2 separate regions of the Homo sapiens genome follow, and region 1 is linked to region 2. A link is a loop called in an ENCODE intact Hi-C map of the cell type or tissue named here. Cell type or tissue: Calu3. All regions are shown on one strand. Each heading gives the region's core, and the rest is flanking DNA. Links, peaks and the distances in the headings are about the cores only.

Evidence for each region. Peaks named below come from ENCODE experiments on the same cell type or tissue, not always from the same donor. Only the 100,000 strongest peaks of a DNase experiment are listed, where the experiment ranks them.
Region 1: it touches region 2 in a loop (2.7-fold over the local background); 4 of 110 quality-filtered maps call a loop at or near these places.

Annotation. Positions count from the first base shown.
Region 1 is chr2:37,211,522-37,224,420 of GRCh38, forward strand. It overlaps CEBPZ (CCAAT enhancer binding protein zeta), which reads right to left. Exons shown (of 16, transcript NM_005760.3): 3 at 11,649-11,880; 4 at 10,859-11,042; 5 at 8,864-8,952; 6 at 5,463-5,516; 7 at 4,795-4,897; 8 at 4,619-4,687; 9 at 3,365-3,431; 10 at 2,343-2,440; 11 at 814-871; 12 at 322-518. It also overlaps a transcript of CEBPZOS not described here. Among named protein-coding and RNA genes, the nearest start is that of CEBPZ, 14 kb to the right of the region's middle. RefSeq lists an enhancer at 3,199-4,398. In Calu3, for the core only: no CTCF peak of the experiment used is centred there; no DNase peak of the experiment used is centred there.
Region 2 is chr2:37,160,700-37,173,598 of GRCh38, forward strand. It overlaps SULT6B1 (sulfotransferase family 6B member 1), which reads right to left. Exons shown (of 7, transcript NM_001367551.1): 6 at 10,735-10,891; 7 at 7,121-7,366. The coding sequence ends at 7,236. Among named protein-coding and RNA genes, the nearest start is that of EIF2AK2, 10 kb to the left of the region's middle. In Calu3, for the core only: no CTCF peak of the experiment used is centred there; DNase peaks (open chromatin) are centred at 7,282, 7,622 and 7,842.

The sequences.
Region 1 (12,899 bases), core at 2,115-10,114, 49 kb after region 2:
ATACTGATTAACTTTTATAAACTGCTAATTACTATCAAAAAATGGCAGCATTTCAGCTCAACATGTATTGTACAGAGAAGCTAGCTGCTGGTTAAAGTAAAAGTCCAAAGCTCAAAAAGCTGCTTAAAAGAAAACACACATAACACACAATAAAAACCCTTCAGCTCCAAACGAGAAGGGAAAAGGTCCTTTTAAGTTTCTGGCTGACATGAGTATTAATTTGAATACAGGGCTATATTAAAAACCTTTAGCAGAAAAACAAACTTAAGGCTAAGGAAGTGAGGAAGACACAGTTTATGTCTTATTTTAAAAAATGCTTACCTGGAACGCTCTCACTTTCATCATCTAACACATCCATGAATGTTCCTCCATCTTCATCAACTTCAGCAAATTCTTCATCATCCATACTTCCTAAAGAAACTTCATCGTCATCCAGGTTACCAAGTTCATCATCACTACCTTCTGAATCTTCATCTAATGTGTTATCCTTAGCTCCTTTTGTTCTCTTTTTCACGTTTCTGGAAAAAAACACAACTTGTAATACAAGAGGAGGCAGTATTTTCTAAAGTAGTGTTTTGCTGACTACTAGGGCAGTAGGCTATTAAATGACTCAGAAGGAGAAAGCTTTGCAGACTGCTCAGAGTAAATAATAACGTGCTTTATAAATGTCAAAGATGAAAGTACTGTATCCACTTCCCAAACTTACTTGACTACATTTCCCCTTTATCATATAGTTCTGTGGTCTACTGTTCTGAGGGACAACAATTTGGGAAATGCTAGAAAAATAGGAAGGAGAAGATAGAAGTATGTTACCCAGCAAAATCCATATCATCCTTTCCAGAGCTGAAACAGTTATCATCTTCAAATGTGTCTGCCAGACAATACAGAAATGTGAGATACAACAAAGAATGACAAGCTTGACATATATCTTGTATCTGAATCAATTATTCTAAGTCATGATTCTGCTGTTTATGACAAGTGAACACCAAAACAATGTAAATGTTACTGTTGCTAGTGTGCCTTAATAATGTATACAAACCTGTGAAATACTGATCTTAGTTAAATCCCAAAACTAAAGAAGGATCCAGTTAATTTCGGCTCTTTCTACAGTTCTTTTATGGAAAGAGGATAAATATCAAATAAAATGATATTTAGCAATTGTCGTCCTTTTTACTCTATTAGAACTACTTAAGTGCTCATTTTTAATAGGTGTGATACAATATGTAACATCTCATGCTTGTAATTCCAGCACTTTGGGAGGCCGAGGTGGAGTGATCATCAGCCTGGGCAACACGGCAAGACCCTATCTCTATTAAAAAAAAAAAAAAAACAAAAACAACAACAACAAAAAAAAAAACAAAAAAAAAACGAGCCGGACATCATGGCATGTACCTGTAGTCCCAGCTACCCGTGGGGCTGAGGCAGGAAAATCGCCTGAGCCCAGAAGGTCTAGGCTGCAGGGCTGCAGTGAGTTGGGATTGTGCCACTGCACTCCAGCCTGGGAGACAGAGAGAGCCTGTCTCAAAACAAACAAACAAACCCCCCAAAAAACAACAACAAAAAAATATGTAACGTGAAATCAGTGTAAGTCTTTCCAATTTACCATGTTTTTTGTTTAAGTCTATTAAGTTTCAATCAAAATTTCTGTAGCTCTGTGGATTAAAGATAAAAAAGATCAAACAGTAGACTATTGCTATCAATTAGTACTGATATACTATAATAGATTATGAATAGTAAAAAGGATTTCTTTTTCACATGAGATTTGGCTGTAACAATTGAATAGACTTAAGCAAATATAAATGTTTTCTTATATAGACTATCCAAAGCACAAATCATGTATTTTTCTGGTGCAAATGTGGGTGAATTACCATATATCATAAAAATATTTGTTTCTTTTGTTTTTTTTTTGAGACAGGATTTCACTCTGTCACCCAGGCTAGAGTGCAGTGCCGTAATCTTGGCTCACGGCAACCTCTGACTCCTGGATTCAAGCGATTCTCGTGCCTCTGCTTCTCGAGTAGCTGGGACTACAGGTGCGTGCCACCATGCCCAGCTCATTTTTTGGGGTTTTTAGTAGAGACAGGGTTTCACCATATTGGCCAGGCTGGTCTCGAACTCCTGACCTCAAACAATCTTCCTGCCTCGGCCTGCCAAAGTGCTGGGATTACAGGTGTGAGCCACAGCGCCTGGCCCCAAATATTTCTTAATCTTCCACTGTGATTTGCATGATATTCTTAGCTAAGTGATTTTTTAAAACTAAGGCCACTTCTCCCACTAATGTTCCATGGTCTATTAACACATAGTAGTAGATTATTTTACAAAGAGTCAACAAAACAAATTACCAATCAGCTCTTCAAATTCTTCATCATCCACGTCTTCTATACTTTCTTCATCTGCATCCCGTTTTTGTTTCTCTTTAACAGCAACTTTTTTATAATACCTATAATATTCATGTTATATATTTGACAATTTTATTAAAGGTCTAATCTTACTATATATCATCAAAGCACCTATGACCAGTGGCAAACCACAACTGTAAAATCTTAAGTATACTCAATTGGAAATAAATGACTGAAATTTGTATCTAATATACAAAAAATAGTTTAACTCAATAAAAAGTAGCTGGAATCTTTTAAGTGTAATACATTTCAAAGATAATATTTTATCAGCCCTATTCTTATATTAGAATACAGCAAAACTTAGCCATTTACAGATGTAATCAAACCCTCAAAATTATTCATTCTAAATGATTTTAAAAAACAAGCCAAATCAAACCTAATTAACCAGTCAACCAGATGAGATAAGAGGTACTTTACTACCCTAAGGCATTAGGTTATGATACTAGTTGGTTTAGGACTTATTTCTATAACAGTGCACTGAATCCATTCTAAGGGCCATGGTCTGGATAAATTACCCATGAGTTATCACTATATTAAACTTAAAGTATTATATTAAAATCTATATTAAAGGTAGATTTTAAGCCTATAAAGAAAATTATTATAAAAGGAAATTAAAGGCTAAATTCCAAAAAGAAGCATAAAACAAAATTTATATGCTAAATTAACAAAACTCCCAAATTTACTTTAGTTTTACTAAGATATATTAAGATTAGCAAAATGACGGATTTGTAAATTTTCTTAACAAACACAGACATATCCTTTGATCTTTTCAAAATATGCTGATTAGATTTCATAAAATGAAGCATTTAAAACTAAGGCCACTTCTCCCACTAATGTTCCATGGTCTATTTACACACAGTAGTAGATTATTGAAGTAGATTATTTCATAAAATGAAGCATTTTATGAAATCTAAAAATTTAAATTTTAGCAGTTTCCCCAAATGAAACTATATTATGTATAGTACCTGTGGAAAAACACTTCATCCACTGGTATTTGGCTTTCTTCTTTTGCAAGGAACTCCTTACTGTTCACTACAAAAATAAATTTAAACATTTTAACTTCATATAGCAATCCCCTTTATGTTACTCAAGCTCTTAAGACAAAATACAGCATAATCTGTAATTCTAAAAATCTCAGAATTGTGTGGGAAGGTAGACAGAAGGGACTCTGGAGTGCAAGGGACAATCTCTGAAAAAGTCTGTGTGAAGACCCCCCCAACATTTGAAACTTCACTGGCTACAGCATAAAGTAGGCAGTACATAGCTGTCAGTGCCGTTACAGTGAAACAACAGGGTTCTCTTACTGTTCTTCATTTGCATCCAGGACCCAACTTTCAAGAGAAATAAAAAATTCAAAGAGTTATTTTAATAAATAATCACTTTAAACTTGTCATTTTCAGCTCAAAAAATGACAAGCTTGCCATTAATGCGTGCCATTCTGGGAATAAACAGGAAGTTAACAGAGTTTTCCTTTATACTGAGGAAAACTAAGAAATAAGGAACTACAAGAAATCAGTTTTACCTCTTCAGAATAAAAATTGCTGACTCATCCTGAGTAAAAGGAGATTTGGCTTTTAATTCTAACTTACTAACTGTGGGTAAGTCCTTTTACATCTCTGGACCTCTGTGAAGTAAGTCACTGGAAATTAAATGATCTATAAGGTCTAATTTAATCCTGGTCTCTGAACAAAAGGGAGATGAGATCTGGTATGCAAAGAAATGTCTGCTTTGAATACAACAACAGACTCAGATCCAGAAGATGGCTAGCAAATATAGAAGTAGGTTATTAAGTTTAAAATGATGCTCTGTGACAAAACCAGCTGTGGGTTTTTGTGCTGCTAAGCTGATATTAGAGAGCTTTAAGATGGTCTGAATTGTAAGCAATAATAATTATATACATAGGGGTTGTGGATGAAGCTACGGATGATAAAATGGTGACAACTGTCAAAGCTGGGTGATGGTAATGGGGAGGGGGTTCATCATACTATTTTGTTTATTTTGGATATGTTTCAAATTTGCTGTAATAAAGTTAAAAAAAAAAAAAAAAAGGCCCAGTCAGATACAGTAGATTTAAGAATACCTATTCTTGGGAAAAAAGATGGATAATGTCTTTGATGCTCAGGTTTTATTCTGATAAATTAGAACAAAGAATAATACAATTTATGCATCTTTGTCTTATATTGTCTTTTCAGTTTCAACTGTCTAAGGTTTATACTTACCAGGAAGATGACGAATATCCTTAATAAAATGTTTTCTTTTCGGCTGCATCACAACACTATCTGTGTTTTCTGAAATGTAAAATTATGACAGTATAATGCAAAACCTAGTTATAAGCTCATATTGTTTATTATGTATTAAAAATGAAAGCCAAATAATTCACTAAATAGAAGCATACCTTTGCCTTTATGGGGCTTTGGATTTCGGTATACAAATCGATCCAAAAATCTCATTAGAGTGAAATCCTGCAGTGGGTCCCCTGAATACTGAATATAGTTTCCCTGAAAAGTGGAGCGGGGATTTAAAAACTTAATTCAAATTATGTCTATGAATCCAAGTAAGAAAAAGGAAGAAAAAGATAATTTCTATTACACTGTATTGAAGATACAAATATGCAATAAATGACTCTTCAAATATCTCTCTCATGCACATTATACTTAAAAAATTAAACACACAGATACATATACATACATATTCTAGGATGTAATGTTGATTTGATGGATAGACTAATATTAATAATGCAGGCCATCTAACCATTAATCAGGAACCAAACCCTGAAGTGGCAAACACAGCAAATGGGAAAGTGAGGCAGTATTTCTCCAGGAGAGGAGCTAGAAGGTAATAAATAAATAACTGCGTGGCTTTCAATGTCTTATTGCTTCCACTCATCTCAGAGTGGGAAAAGTTATCTGCTACTCTGTATGAAACAAGTCACTGCTTCTTTATACGAGCAGTAAAATGTACAAGATTCTCTCTGTTAGAGAAAACACTGTATGACCAATTATTGATTATCTAAAATGATACTTTTTTTCTTATTTCTCATCTTTGGATTTATTTTAGACTCACCTGAAGGATGGTCTTTGCAAAAAGGGCCACGGAGGGATGAAAATGCACAGATAACTAAAAAGAAAAATGTGAATAATATCAATATTTCTAAGGTCGACTCTTAGTACATTTATAGCTTATTTAAGAAAATCGGGCTGGGTGTGGTGGCTCACACCTGTAATTCCAGCACTTTGGGAGGCTCAGGCAGGCAGATTGCTTGAGCCCAGAAGTTGAGACTGGCCTGGGCAATATGGCGAAACCCCATGTCTACAAAAAGTACAAAAATAGTCAGGGTGTGATGGTGCGCGCGTGCCTGTACTCCCAGCTACTCAGGAGGCTAAAGTGGGAGGACTGCCTGGGCCCAGGAGGTCGAGGCTGCAGTGAGCTGACATGGCACCACTGCACTCCAGCCTGGGTGACAGAGTGAGACCCTATTTCAACAACAACAAAAATGAAAATGCAAAAATTTGAAATTTAAGCCAATACATTAAAAAAGTGATTCTCAAAACATATTGGTCTCAGGACCATTTCCTACACTTAAAAACCAAAAATTCCATCAGTTTCTATTCAACAGGTTTATATCTACAGACACCTATGTTATAAAAATAAACAGAAAAATTGTAAATACTTATAGGTCCATTAAAAATAACAATAAAGCGGCCAGGCGCGGTGGCTCATGCCTGTAATCCCAGCACCTTGGGAGGCTGAGGTGGGCGGATCACGAGGTCAGGAGATCGAGACCATCCTGGCTAACATGGTGAAACCCCATCTCTACTAAAAATACAAAAAATTAGCCGGGCGTGGTGGCGGGTGCCTGTAGTCCCAGCTACTCGGGAGGCTGAGGCAGGAGAATGGTGTGAACCTGGGAGGCGGAACTTGGAGTGAGCCGAGATCGCGCCACTGCACTCTGGCCTAGGCAACAGAGCAAGACTCTGTCTCAAAAAAAAAAAACAAAAAACAAAAACAAAAACCATAAAGCTACTACATACTAGTAAGTAGCATATTTATGAAAAATAATTATGCAGCCAGGCGAGGTGGCTCATGCCTGTAATCCCAGCATTTTGGGAGGCCGAGGCGGGCGGATCACGAGGTCAGGAGATCGAGACCATCCTGGCTAACACGGTGAAACCCCGTCTCTACTAAAAATACAAAAAATTAGCCAGGCGTGGCGGTGTGCGCCTGTAGTCTCAGCTACTCGGGAGGCTGAGGCAGGAGGATGGTGTGAACCCGGGAGGCGGAGCTTGCAGTGAGCTGAGATCGCACCACCGCACTCCAGCCTGGGCGACAGAGCAAGACTCTGCCTCAAAAAAAAAAAGAAAAAAGAAAAAAAGAAAAATAATTATGCTTCAGGACGAAATATATAGCGAGTAGTATTACTTTACAGTTTTGCAAATCTCTTTAATGTCTGGCTTAACAGAAGAGAGTGGATTATTTCATCTGCTTCTGTATTCCACGTTGAAACATACAATCTGGCCTCATGTGTAGAAAATAGTCTTTCACATAGCTGTGAATTTTCTTCTTTAGTACTATACCAAAACCAAAGATTAGTTGTAATATGGAATCTGAAACCCATATTCAATTGGCTTTTGGTACTTGCTACTTAAAATTATTTGGTCTACTTTGAATCAATCATTTATTCACTCAAGAATTTGTAACATTCAGGTGGCACAGTGGCTCATGCCTGTAATCCCAGCACTTTGGGAGGCTGAGGTAGGTGGATCACCTGAAGTCAGGAGTTCGAGACCAGCCTGGACAACATGGCAAAACACTGTCTGTGCTAAAAATAAAAAAATTAGCTGGGCATGGTGGCATGCTCCTGTAATCCCAGCTACTCAGGAGGTAGAGGTTGCAGTGAGCCGAGATCGCGCCACTGCATTCCAGTATGGGTGACAGAACCTTCTCGTTTCAAAAAAAAGAATTTGTAACATTGTGCATTGGTCATTGGAAAAATACCATATGCAGTCCTTCCAAACACTGGCACATTTCGTTATACTTTACCACAACAATCACATTGTTAGAACCACTGATTTCATCAGAAAAGTTTTACAAATTGAGAAACTGTCAAGCTCAAGGTGGTGGTTACAAGATTTTTAAAACTTTAATCTTTGCTCGAAAGCTTTATTTTTGAATTTTATTGCTGACAACAAATACTGCCAGCTTTTTTGTTTCATTCATTTTCAAGAAAATATCTCCCAAATACCTAAGCCTGAATAACCAGTTTGTCAGTCTTTCATGAAAGAGCAGCTAGATGAGCTTGCAACAACTGGTAAGCACTTGTCCTTGAGACACGTGACAACCTTCATGCTTTAGGTAGGCAGCACAGGTATGTTACGCATACTTGCTATGTATGCACACGAAATACTAAAAAGACATGTTACTTTAAGGTCAAGACACTAAAATCAGTAATTCTCCCTGTGTCATCATTCTTAAGTCATACTGGCTTTTTTTTTTTTAACTGCACATATGTGGCAGTGATGAATATAATGGCTTCTGATGCAGCTTGGTGCTGTCTTTATTCAGGATAAGCTGCAGCAGTTTTACCTATCATTTCTTTTATAGTATCAGTGCCACCGTCAACACAGTGATGAAAACAAATAATGTACTGGTATTACTATGGAAAGAGCTGTGACCTGGCCGACTCACTAAAAAGGTATCAGGAACTCTTAGTGGTCTGGCCGCACTTTGAGAATAGCTGCATAAGATACTTACTGGCTTTACACAAAAAGTCACAGAAAGGTTATTAAAAATATGAATTCCTCTTACAAATTCAGAAAAGTAACTTTACTTGCAAAAAATTTTATCATAAAACTTTTCAGAGGTATCTAATAAATAAAGCAAAATTTATCCATTTTCTCAACTCTATATGCAATAATCTACCTACAAAAAGCAACAGTCATAACCCATGCATGACATCCTTATTTTACGTGCACACTTAAGATTTTCTACAAAATGAACACTTCACATAGTATCTTCCCCCAAATGTGGACTTTTAATGTTTATTAATGCTTATAATTATCATAAAAAAACAAAAACTTCAAGGCATTACATCCTCAAGGGCAAAAATATACAGCATAGGCCGGGCGCAGTGGCTCATGCCTGTAATCCCAGCACTTTGGGAGGCTGAGGCAGGCGGATCACAAGGTCAGGAGATCAAGACCATCCTGGCCAACATGGTGAAACCCCGTCTCTACTAAAAATACAAAAATTAGCTGGGCGTGGTGGTGGGCGCCTGTAATCCCAGCTACTTGGGAGGCTGAGCCAGGAGAATGGCTTGAACCCGGAAGGCGGACGTTACAGTGAGCCACAATCATGCCACTGCACTCCAGCCTGGTGACAGAGGAAGACTCTGTCTCAAAAAAAAAAAAAATATATATATATATATATAGCATAAATGAATAAAAGACAATTTGAAATTATTTTACCTTTTTGAGTTCCCAAAGACTTGTATTTTCAGCTCCACAGAACAGAGGGTTTCTACTGAATGGATCGTATTTATTTAACTGTTTCCCACCTAGGAATAACAAAAAAAATACGATTTCTCAAATGCTTTCTTCCTAGCCCAAGAGGTCATTAAAAGCACCACCATTAATATTCTCAACAGATATCTCCAACATTCTTACTTAGCCAAGCAACCTAGATTAAAAACTCTGAGCTCCCTCAAGAATTTGTCTTGGTACTTAAGCTAGCATCTGCTCTTGAATAAAGCAGAGAACATGTTTATCCCAAACACCAAAAGCTTTCTTCAAGGCCAGGTGCAGTGGCTCACACCTGTAATCACAGCACTTAGGGAGGCTGAGGCGAGTGGATCATTTGAGTTCAGGAGTTCGAGACCAGCCTGGGCAAAATGGTGAAACCCCATCTCTTACAAAAAATACAACAAAAAAACTAGCCAGGTGTGGTGGTGTGTGCCTGTAGTCCCAGCTATTCGGGAGACTGAGGTGGGAGGATCACTTGAGCCCAGGAGATGGGAGTTGCAGTGAACCAAGATCGTGCCATTGTGATCCAGCCTTCCTGACAGAGCAAGACCCTGACTCAAAAATAAGTAAGTAAAAGCTCCCTTCAAAACTTCTCCTTTGGCTGGGCACAATGGCTCATGCCTATAATCCCAGCACTTTGGGAGGCCAAGGTGGAAAGGCTGCTTGAGACCAAGAGCTCGAGACCAGCCGGTGCACAGAGTGGGATTTCGTCTCTACAAAAAACACAACTAGCCATACCTGGTGGCACGAGCCTGTAGTCCCGGCTACCTGGGAGGCTGAGGTGGGAGGATCGCTTGAGTTCAGGAGTTTGAGGCTGCAGTGAGCCATAATGGCCCACTGTACTCCAGCCTGGCCTGGGTGACATAGTGAGACCCTGTCTCAAAAAAAACAAAAACCAAACCAAAAAACCCCAAACTTCTCCCTTTCCTAAATGGCAACAAAAGGTGCCCATTTTGGGGCCAAAGAGGTGGAAACGTTAAGATGGAAATAATCTGAAGATGAACTAGGTCTAAAGTCTTTTGGAGCTTTAGAGTGCTTCAAATATTTGTCATGAAAGTATGCCCAGAAATAATTCTCACTTGGAACAGGTCTGACATTATCTTCATGTTTTTAGAAACTCAGGATTAAAAAAATTTAAAACAAAGATTTTTCAGAACAAACTAGGAACTGACTACCTTCCAACACACAAGCTCTTCATCCTTCTAAAGGATTATTCTCAGTTTAGTCTTCAGGGGAACTGATGGATTCTTCTCAAACTTTTCTGGCAGCTATCAGACTTCTCTTTTGTACTTCACAAACTGAAATTTGTAGATGAATTAATTTGACTGTGAGTCCCAAAGCAAGCTGAAGAAATGGGTCTGGCACCACATTTCTCGAACCTCAAGGCTGGTGTTTTCTTCACAGCCTCAAATGAAGGGGCTGCATTTCTAAGATTTTTTTTTGACTCTAACATTCTATTAATAGACTTTTAATTTAGTTTGGTGTGTGTATAGAAAACCACTTAACGTTTCTATCTTGAACAGAAAGTTTTCTATCCCTAAAACATTACTTTAAGAAACTGTGGGCCAGGTACAGTGGCTCACGCCTGTAATCCCAGCACTTTGGGAGGCTGAGGCAGGCAGATCACCTGAGGTCAGGAGTTTGAGACCAGCCTGGCGAACATGGTGAAACTCCACCTCTACTAAAAATACAAAAATTAGCCAGGTGTGGTGGCACATGCCTGTAATCCCAGCTACTTGGGAGGTTGAGGCAGGAGAATCACTTGAACCTGGGAGGCGGAGGTTGCAGTGAGCCGAGATCACGCCTCTGCATTCCAGCCTGGGCAACAGAGTGAGACTCTGTCTAAATAAATAAATAAGTAAATAAAATGGTAGAATGCTATTTTCTATGAAAATCAAAGAGAAACAAACTCCCTAGAGAATAAAGATGAAAAAAACTCACCTTTCAAATTATCAAAGTGCACCCAGGAAGCAACCTCTGGTTTTTTGGTTTCTACATCAGTTTCAGGAACTGTTTCCTCTGTCTCAAGTTTTTTCACTATCTCTGTTTCTTTGTCTGCATCAGTGAATTTTTCCATGTCTTCATCATCATTTGCATCAATAAAATTTTCTTCATCATCAGACTCCTAACAAAAGTATAGTTTCATAAATCTACATAAATCAACTGGAAGTTGCAATAAAGTCTGTGCTCCATTATGTGATGCAGAGTTTTACTTATTGCAACTCTGGTGAAACGTGAAAGTTCTAATAAAGTAAAATGATGGCTATCAATGGTATTTAAACAAGAGAGGAGATTACATCCTTATTTCTAAACATAACACAGTTAAGTTTTGAGCTAAGAACCCCTGAGCCTTAAGGACTCTAATACTTGAAAACAATTAGCCCTCAAGTAAATTTCTGACTTGTAAATAACCCTATGAGGTAGGTACTATTATTTCCATTTCATTGTTAAGGAAGAAGACTTAAGAGGTCTACTAAGTTTTATAGTCTTCCAAATCTCATATAATGGTAGCTTCTAGTATAGTACAGTTTATTGCAAGTAGAAGAGTTGAGCAACATGCCCACCTAGTAAACTGTACAGCTGGTACTAAAATCTAGGTTTGTCCTATTCCAGAACTCACACTCATATGCTCCAGAGAACTAGGTTACTGTCATTTGAAGCAAAGAAAAACAAAACAAAAACCAATATATTTCAGCACCCACTCAATTTAAAAAGCAGTTGTAAAATATACCGGATGATCATCTAGTTGGCTTCTTAAACCTGGTTTTGCTTTAAGGATCTCAGACACAAGATATAAAGCTCCACATATAAATGGTGGCATCTGTTGACAAGTAACTTGAAGTAACCTCTTCACAAAAGCCTTCACCCGGCGCAACACAATGTCAGCTTTCAGAGATTTGTAGACAAGGTTAAGAAACATAGCTTGCTTGGAACACGTCATCAACCCTGGATCCAACATCTTCCTGCAAAACAAAACCAAGGTCAAATATTTATGTATAAAACCATCTCCACAACCAATGGTCACATATTAGAAATAGCTACTAACCTCATCTTAGTTAGGGATAACTTTGCTGCTTATTTTAGAACAAGAGACCCTGCCCTAAGAGGTAAGATGGAAGTCAATGACCAGAAAAGGATGATGATGGCACCAGGAAAAACCAACAGCAACAGACACAGGAATAGGCATTTTTGAGTGTGTGGTTTTCTTGTCTTTTCCAAGTGTTTTTCTGTTTTCTATATCAACAGGGCACAGCCCTAACAGTATTTACAGAACCCCACCAGAAAAGCTAATCTAAAACCAGATAGTGAAAACTGACCCATGAAAGCAGAACATTAGAAGATTTGGGTTTTTGTCCTTGTATAACTACCTACTAGCAGGGGGACCAGAGGCCGCCTCTTCATGATTTTAGTGAAGACCATCGATGAACAGCAGAAAATTAAATTCTAAGGACTTCAGAGAATCTCTAGTCCAATGTACTAGCTGTGTAACATTCCTCTCATACACGCTATTTTCACTGCCCAGAGTGCTTCTCTCCAACTCTCTGCATGTCCACAGTATCCAAAATTGGTTCTTCTATTAGTCTCTCAGTCCCATGTTTGTGTTCTTCATAGTTTCACAAACTTGATTTTCCTGCCTTTCCCTCTTCTCTAAAGGTCCAATGAAATAGGGATTATGCCTGTTATTCACTGTTGTAACCCCAGTGCCTGGCAGTTAATACCTTTACATGACAGTTTTCCAAATACTTGAACCTATTTAGCTATTATGTGCTTGTCTCTCCCTAATGTCTGTCTTCTGTAGGCTGCTCTACTTTGATCTCATGATACTTTAAAAATTCTCTATCCTAGGTGCTGAATCCTACACATGTCCCCAACCGGTCTAGACCTGCAGATATTAGGACACCCAGAATTAACACAATCCTCCAGATTAGCTCTATTAACACCTGGAATCATTACTTCCTTTGTTTTAAGCATTTCCATTAAT
Region 2 (12,899 bases), core at 4,216-12,215:
TAATTTGTCTTGCTTACTTATAAACTCTTCTTGTCAATAGTCCCCACATGCACATTATTATAAAATCATCGCTATGGTCTGAATGTTTGTGTCCTCCCTAAAACTCATAAGTTAAAAGCGAATCACCAATGTGATGGTATTAGGAGGTGTGGCCTTTGGGTGGTGGAACTGGTGCTCTTATAAAAGAGGCCCCAGAGATCTGCCTTGTCCCTTTCATCATGCAGAATACAGAAAGAAGGCCGGGCGTGGTGGCTCACGGCTGTAATTCCACCACTTTGGGAGGCCGAGGTGGGTGGATCACTGGACGCCAGGAGTTCGAGACCAGCCTAGCCAACATGGCAAAACCTTGTCTCTACTGAAAATACAAAAATTAGCTGGGCATGGTGGTGCATGCCTATAGTTCCAGCTACTCCAGAGGCTGAGGCAGGAGAATTGCTTGAACCTGGGAGGCATAGGTTGCAGTGAGCTGAGATCATGCCACTGCACTCCAGCCTGGGCGACAGAGAGAGACTGTCTCAAAAAAAAAAAAAAAAAAAAAGAAAGAAAGAGAAAGAAAAGAAAGAAAGAAAGAAAGAAAGAAAGAAAGAAAGAAAGAAAGAAAGAAAGAAAGAAAGAAAGAAAAAAGTCAAGCCCAGAATCATCAAGGGCTTACAAGACACTATATTTCCTGCACCCTGGTTGCCACTTTAACCTCGTCTCTTGTTTCTCTGCCCCTCTTTCATTCTCCTCTAGTTACATTGTCCTCCTTGTGGTTTTTCAAGAATGCCAGGTATACTACTGTCTCAGTGCCTCTGTACTTGCTCTTCCTTTTGCCTGGAACCTCATCCTTCAGATATCTGCAAAACTCACAGATCTTGTTGAAACGTCACTTGCTCACGAAGCCCCCTGACTACACTATTTAAGTTCCAATCACTACTGTCACCCTGTTGTCACTCCCTATCCCCCTCATTCTATTCTATTTCCCCTCCATGGCACTTACAGCCTTCTATTATACAATACAACTTATTGATTTATTGTCTTTGTTTTCTCCTTCCTCTGACATGTAAAGTCACATGGACAGGGATTTTTGACTGTTTTATTCGCTAATTATTTCATTGTCTAGAATAGATCTGGGCCAAAACTGGGCTGCTGCCTGTTTTTGTAAATAATGCTTTATTAGTGCACAACCACATTCATTCATCTATATATTGTCTATGGCTGCTTTGACACTAAGATGAGTTGTGTTGAGTCACTGTGACAGAAACTGCATGACCAGTAAAATTGAAAATATTTACTATCTGACCCTTCACAAAAAATGTTTGCTGATCCTTGTTCTAGAATAATGACTGGCCGTGGAGGAGGAGTGGAACTAGCAAGGACACTGGGAGGCAGCAGCTAATAGGGAAAACAAGAGACATGGACTCCTACAAGCCAAGTGAAAAAAAATTTTTTCTGGGAGGAAAGCGTAATCCACTATGTCAAATGCTGCTTAACAAATCCTTGTTGAATGAATACTGGGAGACAGATGAAGGCCCCAGTGTTCCTCTCCCTGATGCTATTCCTCTTCCTCTTCTCAGCAGAGATAATCACTCATTTAAGTTATTCACATTCATGACTTAAAGGGTATTACCTCTGTATGCATTCATTTTTAAAAATAAAATCTTCATATGTTTTAAACTTGCTTTTTGTATTCATTTTTTTTTCTGAAAGTGGTGAAATACACATAACATAAAATTCACCATTTTAACCTTTTTTTTTTTTTCTTTTTGAGACAGAGTTTCGCTCTTGTCACCCAGGCTGGAGTGCGGTGGCACGATCTCGGCTCACTCCAACCTCCACTTCCTGGATTCAAGCGATTCTCCTGCCTCAGCCTCCCGAGTAGCTGGGATTACAGGCGCCCACCACCACACCTGGCTAATTTTTCGTATTTTTAGTAGAGACGGGGTTTCACCATATTGGGCAGGCTGGTCTCGAACTCCTGACCTCAGGTGATCCGCTCACCTCAGCCTCCCAAAGTGCTGGGATTACAGGCGTGAGCCACCACAGCCAGCCTAACCCTTTTAAAGCATATGATTCAGGGGGACTTAGTACATTCACAATATTTTGCAACCATCACCACTGTCTAGTTTCAAAACATTTCACCACCCCAGAAAGAAACCTCATATTGATTAAGTAATTCTTATGTGTTTTAAGAGTTATTTACTTTACCATGGTCAGCCTGGTGATCAAAAATAATCATAATAAATAAAATTTAAATTTAAAAAGATATTTACTTAATATACATAGCTCTAATTCATTTAACTGCTGAATATTTATTTCTATTAATATTTCAAAATTTTCTTATCCATTCTTCTCAGTTTTGTTTTTAAATTTCTCACTATTTACAAATAATGCTGCAATGAAGATTTTCCTTCATGTTGCCTTATACAAATAAGGAAGAGTTTCTCTTAGATATACGCCCAGGAATGTAATTGCTGGATTGTGAAGTATATGCACAAATAACTACCAAATTTCTTTCCAAAATGTACAAGAGTATACTTCTATTTCTTCTCTCTTATCCTTTGTCTCATTGTTGTCATAGATTTACTTCTATATATAAGCCCCAAAATACATTGTTATTACTTTTGCTTTGAATAGATAGATAATTATCTTTTAAAGAGATTATAAAGACAGATTTTTTAGATAGAGTTTCACTCTGTTACCCAGGCTGGAGTGTGGAGTGCACTGGCGTGGCAATCTCAGCCCATTGCAAACTCTGCCTCCTGGGCTCAAGCAATTCTCTTGCCTCAGCCTCCTGAGTAGCTGGGATTACAGGTGCCCACCACCACACCTGGCTAATTTTTGTATTTTTAGTAGAGATGGGGTTTCACCATGGTAGTCAGCCTGGTCTCAAACTCCTGATCTCAGGTGATCCACCTGCCTTGGCCTCCCAGAGTGCTGGGATTACAGGCATGAGCCACCACACCTGGCCATGGGGAAATATAGTTTATATATACCCACACATTCGCCATTTTTGGTGCTCTTCATTCCTCTGTGTAGACCCAAATTTCCATCTGGCATCATTTTCCTTCATCTAAAGAACTTCTAGTATTTCTATAGTACATATCTGTTGGAAATTATTTTTTTCAGGCTTTATTTGACAGAAAAAGTATTTATCTGTTTTTTTTTGAGACGGAGTCTCGCTCTGTCGCCCAGGCTGGAGTACAGTGGCACGATCTCGGCTCACTGCAAGCTCTGCCTCCCAGGTTCACGCTATTCTCCTGCCTCAGCCTCCCGAGTAGCTGGGACTACAGGTGCCCACCACAATGCCTGGCTAAATTTTTTTTTGTATTTTCAGTAGAGACGGGGTTTCACCGTGTTAGCTAGGATGGTCTCGATCTCCTGACCTTGTGATTCGCCCTCCTCAGCCGCCCAAAGTGCTGGGATTACAGGTGTAAGCCACCGCACCTAGCCAGAAAAAGTATTTATCTTCTTTTCTGAAAGATATTTTTGACTGATATCAAATTCTAGGTGGACCGAGATTTTCTTTCAGTCTTTCAAAGATATTACTCTATTGCCTTCTATCTTGCATAGTTTCTGATGAGAAGTCTGTTGTATTTCTTATGTGTTTCTTCATATGTAACATCTTTTTTCTTTTTTTTTTTTTTTTTTTTTTTTTTGAGACGGAGTCTCGCTCTGTTGCCCAGGCTGGAGTGCGGTGGCGGGATCTCGGCTCACTGCAAGCTCCGCCTCCCGGGTTCACGCCATTCCCCTGCCTCAGCCTCCCAAGTAGCTGGGACTACAGGCGCCCGCCACTACGCCCGGCTAATTTTTTGTATTTTTAGTAGAGACGGGGTTTCACCGTTTTAGCCGGGATGGTCTCGATCTCCTGACCTCGTGATCCGCCCGCCTCGGCCTCCCAAAGTGCTGGGATTACAGGCGTGAGCCACCGTGCCCGGCCAACATCTTTTTTCTTTAGCTGCCTCAAAGAATTCTCTTTGTCACTGGTGTTCAGCAATTGCATTAGGATGTGTTTTGGTGCCATTTCATTATGTTTATTCAGCTTGGGGTTTGTTGAACTTCTTGAATCTGCAGATTTATAGTTATTTGAATTTGAACAATTTCAGTCATCAATTTTTCAATTTTTTTCTGTACCTCTTTCCTTTTCCTGATATTCCAATTACATGCAAATTTGCTTGATATTGTCCCATAAGTCACTGAAGCTCCGTTTATGTTTTTCTGTAGTCTTTTTTTTTTCCTGTCTTCATTTAGAATAGAATAGTTTCTATTGCTATGCCTTCAAGTTCCCTGGTGTTTTCTTCCTCTCCATCTAATCTACTGTTTATTCATCCAGTGTATTTTTTATTTCAGATATTGTGTTTTTCATCTCTAAAACTTCCATTTGGGTCTGTTTACATTATCCATTTCTCTTCTCATCATTTTTTTTTTACCCATTTGAGCATATTTATAAAATGTATAATAGCTCTTTTAAGATATTTATCTGCTAATTCCACCATTTCAGCCATTTGTCTGTTTCTATTAATTGATTTTACTCCTGGATATGGGTCATGTTTTCCTATTTCTTTTTATGCTTGAAAAATATTTATTGGATGGCAGACATAGTGTTGGGGCTTTATTTTTTTAAATTCATTTTTTAAATGTTGGACATTTTATCTAGCATTTTTTTTTTTCAAACTGGTAAGCAATTAAGTTACTTGAGTTCATTTCAATGCATTCTAGGCTTGCTTTTGTTACAGCAGGGCTAGGGCTAATTTAGCCCTACTTCTAAGGTCTGAACATTCTGGGAAATCTACCCAATGCCCTGGGTATTAGTCTCTCCACTTTGACTGATGGGAACACAAACTATTTCCACCTCTGAATGAGGTCCAGGAAAATTCTTTGGCTCACTGCTTTCCAGTAATCCTTTCCTTGTCTTGATGGGACTTTACACTGTCTTTGTAAAGTTTTATTCCATGCATACACATATCTGCACTCAGTTAAAGATTAGAAAGATTCCCTCTGCAGATCTCTGAGGTTCTTGCTATGTTAAATTTTTAACATACAGTGCTCTTTTCCCCAGCAATGTGCTCTGAAAATCTAGCCTCCTCAGCCTGCCTGACTCCCAATATCCAACTCCAATTTTATGAGACTTTTGTATGATGTTCCTTTTCCCTGTACTGCAGCTTGGAAACTGCCTATAGATAGCACGTTCAGGAAGGTGTAGGGATCAACTCACTTGTTTACTCCTTCTCAGAGATCCCAGTATTCCTCTGACTGTTGTTCAATTTTCCTAATTAGTACATTTTTCTCATTATCTATTTATTTACCATTTGGATGTCCTCTTCTATAAATTACCTGTCTATATCCTTTACACTTTTTTTTAAGAGACAAGGTCTTTGTTGCCCAGGCTAGAGTGCAGTGATACAATCATGGCTCACTGCAGCCTCAACCTCCTGGGCACATGCAATCCTCCTGCCTCAGTCTCCTGAGTAGCTGGTACTATGGGCACACACCGCCATGCCTGGTTAATTTTTTTTTTTTTTTTTTTTGGTAGAGATGAGGTCTTCCTATGTTGCTCCAGCTGGTCTTGAACTCCTGGCCTTAAGTGATTCTCCCTCCTCAGCCTCCCAAAGCACTGAGATTACAGGCATGAGCCACAGCACCTGTCTACATTTTTTTTTTCCTATTAGGCTATATTTTATTTCATCTATTGATATTAGTTGTTCTTTATATACTCTAGATATTAACCTTTTATTTAGCATTTTCTCTCCTTCCTTCCTTCCTTCCTCTCTCTCTTTCCCTCTTTCTCTCTCTTTCTCCCTTCCTCCCTCCCTTCCTTCCTCCCTCCCTCCCTCCCTTCCTTCCTCCCTCCCTCCCTCCCTTCCTTCCTTCCTCTCTCTCTCTCTTTCTTTCTTTCTTTTTTCTCCCCTCCTTCCTTCCTCCCTTTTTTTTTTTGACAAAGTCTTGCTCTGTTGCCCAGGCTGGAGTGCAGTGGCATGATCTCAGCTCACTGCAACCTCTGCCTCCTGAGTTTAAACGATTCTCCTGTCTCAGTCTCCCCAGTAGCTGGGATTACAGGTGCACACCACCACATCCAGCTAGTTTTTGTATTTTTAGTAGAGATGGGATTTCCCCATATTTGCCAGGCTGGTCTTGAACTCCTGATGTCAAGTGATCTGCCCGCCTCAGCCTCCCAAAGTGCTGGGATACAGGCATGAGCCACCTCGCCCAGCCAGGATTCTTTCTTTTTAGAACATTTTCTGTCTTGTTAGTTCCACATGCCTACTTGAGGCTCTGTGGTAGAAAAAGTCTTGATGGGCCGGGCGTCGTGGCTCATGCCTATAATCCCAACACTTTGGGAGGCCAAGGCAAGTGGATCACCTGAGGTCAGGAGGTCAAGACCATCCTGGCCAACATGGGAGAAACCCTGCCTCTACTAAAAATACAAAAATTAGCCAGGCGTGGTGGTGCGTGCCTGTAAACCCAGCTACTCAGGAGGCCGAGGCAGGATAATCACTTGAACCTGGGAGGTGGAGGTTGCAGTGAGCCGAGATTGCGCCACTGCACCCCAGCCTGGGTGACAGAGTGAGACTTTGTCTCAAAAAAAAAGAAAAAGAAAAAGAAAAAGTCTTTACGGTAAAATAACACAATCTCTTACCTTTAGCTTTGAATTAAAGGTCATATTAAGTAGAAATATAAGGTCCCTTGAGAAGGGGCCTTCCTAAGGCCTACTGCAATGGCATACATGGAGCAGATTAGCAATGCATTTTTCTTGAACCAAATTAGAATGGAATTTATTGCAGAGTTGGAATTAACTCTCCCCCAACATTGTCTGAGATAGCCACCCCAAGTGCTTTTATCCATAGTAAGAAAGGAGTTATATTACGAGCAAAGTACAGAAAATTGTGCACCATTTGGAGGCCTGTGTCATCTATGGCCAAACACAGCTTTAGGTATGTCTCTGATAGTATCTCCTTACCCTCTTACGTGAACCTAGAGCACAAAATAAGTTAAAACTCCAGTGTGATGTATTAATAATAGTGTCCCTTTGGGACTGCTGAAATATCCTTTCTTGAAAAAGTGAACAAACTTATATTTGTGCTCAAAAATGTCCGATGTTATCATTATTATTAAATTGTATTATTATTTTGTATTGTATTATTTAGATTTCAATATTGTTTAATTATTATTTGATTATTTGATTGAATTATCATTTAATTATTTACACTTAATTATTATTAAGGAAAATAAATCTAGGCCTGCTGAATTGACTGGAATCAACCCTGGCAATATGATTCATACTTCAACTTTGCTCCGAGGGAGGTGCCTGCTAAGCACTCTTTGAATTTTTCATCCATTTCCTGGTTCTGAATTTCACTGAACAAATTTTTCCAATCACCAACTTCACCTACAACACACAAAAAACAGTAGACCCAGATATCTGTTAGAATATTTCTTCATGATTTTACCATTTTCAGTGCAATATTTCACTCTGATATGTTAAAATGGACACATGGAAAAAAGCTTTACACTCTTTATTTAGTTTTTTTCAGACGGTGTCTCGCTCTGTTGCCCAGGCTGGAGTGCCGTGGTGCGATCTTCAAGCAATTCTCCCTGCCTTAGCCTACCGAGTAGCTGGGATTACCGGCGCCCGCCACCACACCCGGCTAATGTATTTTTAGTAGAGATGGGGTTTCGCAATGCTGGCCAGGCTTGTCTCGAACTCCTGACCTCAGGTGATCCGCCAGCCTCGGCCTCCCAAAGTGCTAGGTACAGGCGTGAGCTACTGCGCCCAGCCAAAAGTTTTACACTCTTAAAACCTAATGTGATTTCTGTTGTAAAATTAACAATATCCATTGGGACTCCACCATCTGTGGTGTGGGAGGTGACATGTTTTCTTTACATCACTAGGGGGAGCCATCAGCCTCAGTGATACCCTAACCCTATTCCTCTCCAAACACCTAGAACTTAAAATTCCACTTTTTGAGAATGATATTTTTCTCTGTAAAGTCTCTTAAAGACTTTAAATACCCTTTGAAAGTTAACATTTTATAGCAAGTTTTCGTTAAGACCTCAGATACTGATAATTTTGCAAAAATGTATTATTTTGCCTGAGTTTGGGATGTTTTTTCTTACTGGCTGTTACCAGTAAAGAAAGTTACTTTTTTCTTAAAGATCTTTTGATCATTTAGGTTGAAGTTGTAAGTTCCATATTGCATAGCTGTTGAAATGTACGTTAATAAAGAGTTTAATGACATGAAGAAACGCTTACAATATATTAAGGGAATAAAAGAAAACACAAAACTGTTTACAAATGTCATCAGCTATATAAAACGTCACAGAATAAGGGTGGAAGAAAATATGCCAGAAAGTTAAACCTACCTCTGGTGGAAGAAATTTGGATAATTTTAATACTTTTTCACATTTTTCTATGCTTTATGAATTTTCTACAGGGAATATCATACGTTTTTAAAACTATTACTTTATTTACCTTAGAATTGTCCTATTCTAAATAACACTTAATTAACAATAGATAGAAAGGTTCTATTTCCTACCTCCTGAAAGCTGATTAAACAAGCCATAAAAATGGGGGTTAGTCAAGAATCTAACCAAAGTTAGGTTTACATTCAATGTTCCGCTTACAGTAGATTTTAAAAATGGATTTTCATTTGAAAAAGTACAGTAGAGTCATGTCTAGGCTCACATCCTGACTCCACTGTTTATTAGCTATGTGACAATGGAAAATTAATATTCCTGAGCTTTGATTCCTACATTTAGAAAATTAAGAACTTCAGTGGGTTTTTTGGTTTGTTTGTTTTTGTTTTCTTGTTTTTGTTTTTGTTTTTGTTTGAGACAGAGTCTGGCTCTGTCACCCAGGCTGGAGTGCAGTGGTGCAATCTTGGCTCACTGCAACCTCCACCTCCCAGGTTCAAGCAGTTCTCTGACTCAGCCTCCCAAGTAGCTGGAATTACAGGCGCCCGCCACCACGTCCAGCCCGAGCTAATTTTTATATTTTTGGTAGAGACAGGGTTTCACCATCTTCGCCAGGCTGGTCTTGAACTCCTGATCTCATGATCCACCTGCCTCGGCCTCCCAAAGTGCTGGGATTACAGGCATGAGCCACCATGTCCGGCCTTAGAACTTCAGTGTTTTTTACAATAAAATTTAATCCCAACAAAATGTTTAATACATGATAGATGCCTGCTGTTAGCTGTTGTTGTCCTTGCTGGTATATGTGCTACCTCTACATCTCATTATTTCATTATATACTCAATGAAAAATAACACTGGCAATCCTTAAGCTATATTATCACACATTTCCACAAGAACTTAGAATACTTTAATGAAATATAGTAACTATCATCCATGTCAGAGAGAGCTAGTTGCCTTTCCCATAGTCATTTTCTTCCTCTTCCTTATGGACAAAACCCTGATTTTAATTGTGTAGTAATATGCCTGGCTTAAAAAAGTCACATTTCCCAGCCACCACTGCAAGGAAAGTGGCCAATGAAATGTAAGAAGTCATTGGCCAGGTGTGGTGGCTCACGCCTGTAATCCCAGCACATTGGGAGGCCGAGAATGGGTGGATCACCTGAGGTCAGGAGTTCAAGACCAGTCTGGCCAACATGGTGAAACCCCATCTCTACTAAAAATACAATAATTATCTGGGTGTGGTAATGGGTACCTGTAATCCCAGCTACTCAGGAGGCTGAGGCAGGAGAATCACTTGAACCTGTGAGGCGGAGGTTGCCGTGAGCCGAGATCGCACTACCACACTCCAGCCTGGGCGACAGAGCAAGACTCTGTCTCAAAAAAAATATATAAAATAAATAAGAGAGAGGAAAAAAAGGAGTCATTGGCCAGGTGCAGTGGCTCACGCCTGTAATCCAGCACTTTGGGAGAGGAGTTTGAGACCAGCCTGGCCAATATGGCAAAACCCTGTCTCTATTAAAAATACAAAAAAATTAGCCAGGCGTGGTGGCGCACACAAGAATCTCTTGAACCCAGGAAGCAGAGGTTGCAGTGAGCCAAGATTGTGCCACTGCATTCCAGCCTGGGCAACACAGCAAGATTCTGTCTCAAAAAAAAAAAAAAAAAAAAAAACTCACTGATGGGGCTTCCAGGAAAGTTATTTAAAGGGGGCTCACTCAGCTAATACGATTCTGCCCCTTGCCCACTCACTATCTCCTATCTGAATTTGAACATAATAGTTGAGCTTCAGCTGCTATCTTGTTTTCAGAAGGTGATCATCAGAAAGGACTCTCAACCGCAGAAAGGACCCTAAAAGATGGTATGGGGCGGCCGGGCGCGGTGGCTCACGCCTGTAATCCCAGCACTTCGGGAGGCCAAGGCGGGCGGATCACAAGTTCAGGAGATCAAGACCATCCTGGCCAACATGGTAAAACCCTGCCTTTACTAAAAATACAAAAAAATTAACTGGGTGTGGTGGCACGCGCCTGTTAGTCCCAGCTACTCGGGAGGCTGAGGCAGGAGAATCGCTTGAACCCAGGAGGCGGAGGTTGCAGTGAGCTGAGATTGAGCCACTGCACTCCAGCCTGGGCAACAGAGCGAGACTCCGTCTCAAAACAAACAAATAAACCAAAAAAGATGGTATGGGGCTGCCAGTTACAGCTCTGGAGAGCCTGTGTCCAGACCTCTTACTGAGGCGGAGAAAAATAAAACCCTATCTGACTTAAGATGAAGTTATTTGGATTACCTGTTGTGTGCAAAGTCAGTCCCTAACTGATAACAATCCCAGAAACCAATGCGACTTTACCTTTGCGGAAAAGGAATGGGCCGACAGCACCGTGTGTGTCCTGAGACTTCGCACGCATGGCTTGGAAGGTGCTCTGGACTGAGATAGTTTGAATTTGCTCCCCAGTTAGAAAGAATCCCAAGAACTCAGCAATCTGTTTTATTCCAGCAGCCAGATTCTGTAAAAAAATTTTCTTAAAGATAAATTTCTTCCTATGGAAATTGTTCTCTGAGCTGAGACAGACTTTTTAGTCATCAGAGTTATTCAGCCTAACTCCCTAGTTCATCTCATCCCCCACTTTAAACTTAGAGTACTTTCATCTTCTTATGTAAATATTGAGATATCTCTGTAAGATATTCTGTATTGATTATACTTTGTAGTTTCAATTTATGACTCTTGTTGAACTTACCAGATAATAGTTTTTAGCATGTAAATAATGACAGTAACATTAATTCACAGGTTATAATTTTATCTAGGATGATATCATTGCATTAAAAAGTACCAACTTAGACCAGCTGAAGAAATTAATGTATTCCTATGTGCTCATTTGAATTCTCTTTTTTTCTGAATTCTATTTATAGCTAATGTTTAATTCCATTAAGAAAGTCTAATTTTTAGAATCATAAAAACTTGAAGAATTTTTTTTTTTTTTTTAGACAGGGTCTTTCTCTGCTGCCCAGACTAGAGTGGTGCAAGGGCACAATCACGGCTCACTGCAGCCTGGACTTCCTGGGCTCCAGCAATCCTCACACCTCAGCCTTCTGAATAGCTGGGACAACAGGTGTGTGCCACCACATCTGGCTAATTCTTGTATTTTTGTAGAGACAGGGTTTCGCCATGTTGCCCAGGCTGCTCTCAGAGTCTTTAATAGACCAGTGCATAATGTGAATCTCCAAGAGAGCAGGCTATAGAATACAGCAGTTCCTAAATCTATTTGAATAACCTCCTCCCAAACCTCAAGAAATATTTATTAACAGCTGGGGCAACACTTGTATTCTATGGTGCACAAGTTTCAGAAACATTATTCTAAACTAGAATTAATATGTTCTTTCATATTATATACATGCATCCTATAAACAGAAAGGGTCGATTAAATCTCACTTTTTTTTTTTGAGACGGAGTTTCTCTCTTGTTGTCCAGGGTGGAGCACAGTGGCATGATCTCGGCTCACTGCAACCTCCACCTCCAGGGTTCCAGCAATTCTCCTGCCTCAGCCTCCTGAGTAGCTGGGATTAGAGGTGTGTGCCACCACGCCTGGCTAATTTTTGTATTTTTAGTAGAAACAGGGTTTCACCATGTTGGCCAGGCTGGTCTCGAACTCCTGACCTCAAGTGATCCACCCGCCTTGGCCTCCCAAAGTGCTAGGATTACAGGCGTGAGCCGCCGTGCCTGGCCTAAACCATACATTTGCTTGTTTGTTTGTTTGTTTGTTTTTGGTTTTTCGTTTGTTTGTTTTTTGAGATGGAGTCTTGCTCTGTGGCCCACGCTGGAGTGCAATGGCACAATATCAGCTCACTGCAACCTCCACCTCCTGGGTTCAAGTGAGTCTCCTGCCTCAGCCTCCTGAGTAGTTGGGATTACAGGCACGCACCACCACACCCAGCTAATTTTTGTATTTTTAGTAGAGACGGGGTTTCACTGTGTTGGTCAGGCTTGTCTCGAACTCCCGACCTCAGGTGATCCACCTGCCTCGGCCTCTCAAAGTGCTGGGATTACAGGCGTGAGCCACCATGCCTGGCCTAAACCACACTTTCTTTTTATAAGAATGTAATGTAAGACTGGTGTTAGAAACCCAATTAAGTTAAGGAGCACTTGATACTCCCTTCTCTTTAACATGCTTTCTCCACAGGATTCTGCTTTCCTTCCTACCTCAGTAGCCCCCGCTTCCTGGTCTCCTTTGCTGATTCCTCCTTTTTTCCCCAAACTCTTTAAATTGGTGGGCTCCAAGTTCTTGGTCATCTTCTCTATCTATATACCTACGTATATATTTCCATGGCTTTAAAGCACGGCTATGTGTCAGTGATGCCCAAATTTTATCTACGGCCCAGAACTCTCTGTACTTACAAGGCCTGTATGCCCAACTGCCTACTTGACTTCTCAATTAGGACGACTAATAAACATCTCAAATTTAATGTGTCCAAAACCAAACCTCTGATCTCCCCGACAGTTCTTCACCTGCTGCCATC